Linked DNA regions of Mus musculus: region 1 is linked to region 2. A link is a contact called in ENCODE Hi-C or POLR2A ChIA-PET data. All regions are on one chromosome and are shown on one strand. Each heading gives the region's core, a stretch centred on a gene start or an enhancer-like site at or near the end of the contact. The rest is flanking DNA. Distances are from core to core; before and after follow the strand shown.

The links. Hi-C counts contacts between places; a loop is a spot of excess contacts on that map. ChIA-PET counts read pairs that join two places held with the same protein, here RNA polymerase II (POLR2A).
Region 1: POLR2A ChIA-PET joins it to region 2 with 12 read pairs in embryonic stem cell. The contact joins the promoter of Ttc12 here to the promoter of Drd2 in region 2. A Hi-C loop is called at or near these places in 2 of 37 maps with a recorded cell type or tissue (adrenal gland and left cerebral cortex). POLR2A ChIA-PET finds 5 or more read pairs at or near these places in 3 of 5 experiments (all embryonic stem cell).

The regions. Positions count from the first base shown.
Region 1 is chr9:49,484,580-49,487,985 of GRCm38, reverse strand. It overlaps Ttc12 (tetratricopeptide repeat domain 12), which reads left to right and starts at 1,761. Exons shown (of 22, transcript NM_172770.3): 1 at 1,761-1,840; 2 at 3,244-3,316. The coding sequence starts at 3,259.
Region 2 is chr9:49,339,020-49,342,216 of GRCm38, reverse strand. It overlaps Drd2 (dopamine receptor D2), which reads right to left and starts at 1,814. Exons shown (of 8, transcript NM_010077.3): 1 at 1,493-1,814.

The DNA.
Region 1 (3,406 bases), core at 512-3,011, 150 kb before region 2:
GATTTAAGCTCCGTAAAGTAAACTCATCCTTGAAATACAGCTCACTAATGCTTTTGAAAGTCTCTGCACACGTAAACCACTGTGCTGGAGGGAGGACACACAGACATTGACCCTTAAAATCTAACAACAGTCATCCTGATCCGCATAGATTCGCCCACAGCACCCTTAGATTTTTGGCATAGCATCAAGTGAAGAACACGTGGTCAGAGTGGCTGAGCATGTTATGCCGAGGCAACAAAGCCACCCAAAATGTTGACCCCCTTATCAGCCGGGTCTACTGCTTACTCTTCTATGAATCAAAGGTAGACTGGGTTCTGTGAATGCTCACACAGGCCTCCATTGGCTAACTGCTGGGTGGGTGGGGGGGCATAGTCAATGAGTCACACTCGGGTTATTGAAGGTTCTTGTTCACAGTTGCTTATCTGTATACCACACTGGCCATATCAAGTTACCAGGGCACAAAAGTAAAATCTACATAGGCCTGGACAAAAGAGCATGAGACTCTTTGCTGCCAGGTGACTGACTTTCTGGGGTCACTTAGGACTTCTGACCAATCCGAGGTAAGTTTGGTGGCACACACCTGCCATCCCAGCACCCGAGACAATAGGATCACCTTGAGCTCGAGGACACCCTGGGCCACAAAGTGAATTTTGGGCTATGCAGGGCCACAGAAAGGTATAGCATCCAAAACACACACACACATACACACACACACACACACACACACACACACACACACACACAGACCAGCTAAAGAAGCAAAGTGAAACAAAACAAAACCCTAGTAATCTATCAAGTGTAAGATTTGTCCCCGCAAAGTGGCTTGTGACTGTACCACTGTAATCTTACTCTTCAGGACAGATGGCCCTTGGAAGCCTGATGCAAACTGTCAACTCTCTTATCCTTTCTCCATCCGGAATAGCATACTTGACAGTTTCTGTAGGCACATTTGCTCATCTAAGTCCACGTGCTAGAAACAAAAAGACAAAACAAAGGCAAACCTCTGGTCCTAAGGAATGGGAACTAGTCCTATAACACATGGGCTTATGGGACTGGGGAGGGCAGAGCTGCACTCCATAGCAACAGGAATGGAAGCCGTCAGACAGAAAGAGCTTCTGAAGACGCACCAGCCAGCCAGTCTGTGGCTACTGAGCATCACTATCCAAGGCAGTCCTGGGTGCAAGTGAGTCTGTCCCTTCTTCGGCCAGTAGTTCTGGAACTCCCATCGCCTCTTCTTACCTGGGTTCTTGCCTGGCCACTGGCTAGCCTCAGGCACTTTTTTGTAGATTCTGGTTTTGACTGATCTACATTACCCACATTTTAGAGCTCAGGACTCACCACTCTTCCATTCCCTGTGATGTGCTCTCTCTACCCTAAATCCTACTGTTGTTTGTATATCACTCACTTCTGTAGCTAGATAGGATCCAGCCCCCTTAACCATAGCTTTGTCGGAAAAGTGTCGTTTTTCCATTTCATTTACGAGAAAAATTGAGAATCAAAGAGACGGTACTGCCTTGGAGGCCATACATTGGTCATTAAAAACAAACCTGGACTCACACCGAAGTACGCTGGATGGAGCCTTTACATTATGGGACTAAAGATATGAAACCAACTGGGAGAACCCTCGCGGCTCCAGAGTGGAAGGGCTTTCACTGACGTTGCTTTAGCGACCAGCCGGCACCAACTTGCTTCTGGGTGGGACATCCCAGCTTCAAACGGGGCAGCGCGTTCTTTGGGTCACGAGAGGCCCCGCCCTCTCCAAGGCCCCGCCTCTCCCCAGCGAAAGCCAGTCACAGCCTGTCCTCAGCTTCCACTTCCCGTCCGATCCTGGGCACTAAAGGTCAGTCTAGCCGGGTGGCCGTGGGGAATCTATCTTGGAACTGTTCCTGGCCTGGGCTTAGAGTTGACAGAGGCCACTGACTCGGGCCCTGAGTTTGATCCAGTACCAGCTGCAGGCTGAGACCAACCCTGGAAGCACAGGGCCAGGACGCTGGGGAGCGGTTGCCTGGCAACAGTACAGCTGTCCCCGCCCTCCCTCCATGGAGTTGTGTAGTACCGAAGGGTGGGGCTCGGGTGTGGGTCCTCCACCCCACCGCCGCTCTGCTCCTTTCCAGGGAGCCTTGGCTCTGCGTTCCTGCTGACCCTTCTGGCTTGGGTGTACTGTTCCAGAAAGACTGGCTTTCTCCGTCCATGAAGCGCCTGGTTCAGGCCAGCCTGTAGCTCTGCACGAGTTAATTCCCTCCTCCACCCCCCACCTCACCCCCACCCCCACCCCCGATGTGAATCTCATTCCTAGGGAGTGTTAGCTGTTTGAGCCATATGCCAAGGCTGTTTTCTAGATAAAAGAAGCCTGACTAATCACGCATCCACGTTCAGGGTGCTACAGTCAGACCCGTGGTGTCCTCTGGGTTCGCATTATGATTTCCATAACGTAGACGGAGAAACTGGGACTCACGGGCTAATTGTGCATGTCAAAGTTTTAGTTCGCAGTTGTCTGACTGCACTACCAAGCCGCCTGTCTGCAAGCTGGAACCACAGTATAGTGTATTTAAAATATGCATACCTAGGGGGCGCTCCCAAACGAGCTGCGGCTCGCTGTGGGCCAAGGCTGGGGAAGTTTATCCTTCTGGTGATCTTTAGGTTGTGTGGATACGCCTTTGGGTACCTCCGAGGTTATCATGTAGTCTTCACATTCAAAATCAAGTGTAATAAAGCTAATGTACTTGGTAGAGTACTGAAAAGCAGACGCTGGTGCACTGTGGCACCTCCTCTTCATCCTCAGAAACAGGGCGGAGGCAACGGTTTTAATGGAGTGTGGACATGTTCATGAAGGTAGTCTTCTCCCTACTTATCCTGTGCTTTGCCTGGCCCAAGCTTCCGACTAGGCACACCTGTCATGGCCAAAGTTGGAAGACCACACTCGTCCCCCAGCCCTGGCAATAAGTCGGCTCCTCTCCCAGCTTCCTTTGCCATCAGGTCCCTAAATCACAGTGGTTGGTGGTTAGCTTTGGAGGAATTATTGTAGAGCATTTCCCCCCAGCAGAGGCAGGGCTGGCAGCTCTCCGGAAGTGTGGCCACAAATAATAACTGTCCCTTGGCCTTAAACAGCAGTCAGAGGGAAATGGCTCACCCTGCTGTTATTCACGACATTTACAAACACTTAGTCTTAGACAGATAATAAGCCCGATGGTTCTGTTTAGTGTTTTATATTATTAATTTCATAATTTATACTGCCTCCCTTAGAGATTTGTGTCTGCGATGGCTGATGATCAAGAGAGAGACTTGCAGAGATTTCTGGAAAATGTGGATGAAATAAGTAAGTCGCATTAAGTCACAGGCTGAGTTCTGCCTTGGAGCGGTGAAGTGGGTGAAGAAAAACGAAGTTAGCTCCCTGGCTTGTTTGACA
Region 2 (3,197 bases), core at 565-3,064:
GCTGAGAAACACTCGATTTTTTAGCTCAATAGTAGAGCACTTCCTTAGTGGATACAAGACCCTGGAACTGGTCCCCAGCTGCACAAACAAGCAAGAAGACCACAGCTGGGAGGTTCCACTTATTTCTGGAGCTAACCCTCTCAAATCTCTTCCCTCTTCCACATTTGACTTCAAAAATGTTATCAAAGCCCCAATAAAACAGATTTTTAGTGCATTTGCAAACATGAAACCACAAAGTCCAAGCCAGGGGGCAGGGACCCAGTAAATCAGCCTCCTGGTTCTCTTTAAATCAGTTGCACTCGTGTAGGCTGCTTTCTGCCCACCCTCATCAAACAACAGCACACAGGAAAGATGAAAAGAATGCTTTCTCAAGTAGCTCTAATGCGGCCGGGTGGGTCAGGCATAAACACAGTATTTGCATCTGAAGCAGGGTTTGGGGTAACGCTGAACATCTAGTTCCCAAAGAGAGAATCAAGATTGTCCTCAAAGGTTTGCAGCCTAGTCAGAATCCATAAATTGTTGAGTGTGCAAAGGGACCTAGAGAGGGAGTGCACACACTGGATTGCACCTCATCCAACCTCAGGAGCCCCAGAAAAGAACCCAGTGAGGTACCCAGTGAGGAAAAAGATGACTCGCTGAAGCAGTTTCCCTGTGGCTGAGAACAAGGGCCTATCCCCAGGGAGCTGCAATGCTGTTCCTTGTGTCCATGGCAAAGCCTGTTGTGTAGGTGGCAACCGGCTCTCTTAACTCTGCTCCTCAAGAGAGACCTCACAGGCTGCCCGCCGCAAAAAAAGGAAAAAGGGAAGTGCTCTGTTTGACGCTTAGAGAAGCTTCTTCGCATATGGACTTAGTGAGGCTCTTGATCCATTCCAGAGATGGACAGTCCCCTTCTATCACTGTCTCCCGCCCCCACTGTCACCTACACTCCCTGGGGAAAATGGGTCTAAAATACCCGGCTTTCTTTCGGACTGGGTGACAGAGCAGCGGACAGAGAACGGGATTCAGCACCAAGGACAGCAGAAAGCCTAAGGATGGAAGACCGCTCCCGGAAGCAGCTTCACCATCAACCTTGGCTTTAGCCCTTTCAAAAGTCTCCGGTTGCACCAATAACAGAAAAGTCAAAAACAACCCTTCTTCCTTTTGGGTGGTGGGAAACTCTAGTGCGCGCCTGGGGTCCTAGTCTTGAATACCAGGAGGACAATGCCCTACCCTCTGAAGCCACAGCTACACCGACTGTTAGCCAGGATCAGGACTCCCGCCCAGACAGGAAAGCGCGAAGAACGCTAAGAAAGAAGGACTGGGGATGGCCATCCTTCAGGTTTCCGACGCCCGGAACGCAATCTCCCCGACGGAGACTCAGTGGAAAGGGTGCTCCCGGACAGGCGGCGCTAGAGTGGCTGGACAAACTTCTGTTCCCGGCCGGTCATCTCTAGACGCTTCGACCGGTGCAGAGGCCACAGACTGCTTTTGGCTCCAGCCAACCAGTTCTTACCTTCAAGCCATAGGGCGCCCGGGGCCAGAGAAGGCGCCGGCTGCTCGAGGCTTCCAGCTCCCGCCGCATCCACGCACGGCCGCCCCTCCGGCAGCCGTCCGGGGCCGCCGGTCCCCTCTGCGGGTCCCTCGGCTCCCGGCCCCGCCGCGCCGTTCAGATCCCCGGCGGGCAGCCGCTCGGCCGGCTCGGGCCCGCGGGGAGCAGTGGACGGGCCGCGGCGGGGCAGGGCGAGGCGGGGCGGGAGGGCGGGAGCGCAGCGCGGGGACCAGGCGGGGAGGCGGGCAGTCGGCGCTGCGCGCGAGAGGCGACCAGCTCCGGCACTGAGGCTGGACAGCTCCGTGGAGTCAGAGCGCCGCGCGCGCAGGAGGGAGGGGGCGGGGTCACCCTGGCCACGAGGCGCCCGGGAACCCCGCCCCTGGGACAGGCCCCACCCACCCAGGGCCCCAGTGCTATCTCTGCACTGCGGGGCCTGGGGAAGGAACCCAGGAGAGCTGAGACACAGCATCCGTTTCTGGCTTTGAGTAGAGGATAACCTGTGCTCTGGACTGCTCGCCGGTGTCCCCCCTACACTCATTAAGTAACACCCTGTCCATCAAACCTATTCTGGTCTAGCATTCACAACATTAGCCTGTCGATCCCCTCCTTTGAGGAATCAGGGCCAAGGGCTAGCTGAAGCACTACCAGTGGTACATCAAGTCTTTAAAGAAGAAATAGATTCCGGAAAGACATCCAGGGTCCGTGTACAGACGTCTGAAAATCACAGCGGTTAGTTTCGCTGTTGAACTTTCCCAAAGGAAGACCTGGGCAGAGCAGATCTAAGATGGAAATGATAAAGTGGAAATGATAAAGAGTGCCCTGGGAGTTCCAGCTCACCCTGCCCTCTGCACTGAGGAGCAGGAGAAGGGAGAGGAAGAGAAATGTGATCTTCTTCGGCCCTAGCCAGGGAACCTACTCCCCTTTCCATCCTCTTTCTCTCCGATCCAGCTGGTGCTTTCTGTCCCTCTGCCCTGCCTCCGCCAGCTTCTATATGAGATTCAGGAGTAACAGAGGAATAAAAACAGGGTCCCGTTCGCGTGGGGCCACTCCAGAGTAGAGACTTCCAAACACTTGTAGCTTAAGCAGGTGCTGTGGAGTACCAACAGGGAGACCTCACAGGAGCTGGGCATTGAAGGGCCAACGCAAGTCCCCAAGGAGAAGGCACCACAGAATTCCTCGGACAGCAGCACAGAGGACGTTCTGCATACAGCAAGCGGCCATGCCACTTAGCCACAAAGAAGAAACTCCTTCCATTGATCCACACAATTCTGGAAAATTAGGATTGGAAGCAGAGACCTTAATATTCAATTAATCACTGTTTGATGTAAAGGTGGAAACTGGGGCCCAAAGAGGTGTGCCCTTCCAAGCCCCACGAGGACTGAGCAGTGGAACAGCCCTGATACATGGCACGTTTTCCTTAGATATGGCCATCTGTGGAGGCATTTAAAGGAGTGGAAACTTCCTGAACATGATGTAGCCTCCTCTGTCCCTCTTCATTAGTCTTTGGATATGGTCTATTCGTGGGTCTCCTTTAGGCATGGTAGGGAAGTATTAGAACTACCAGAAACATTAGAACTTTTCACATTTGCTTTTAAGGCATTCAAACATTAAGATAGGGTTGAATCTCCACTGTTTTCCTATGTACCCTGGATATGTTCATCCCAAGAAA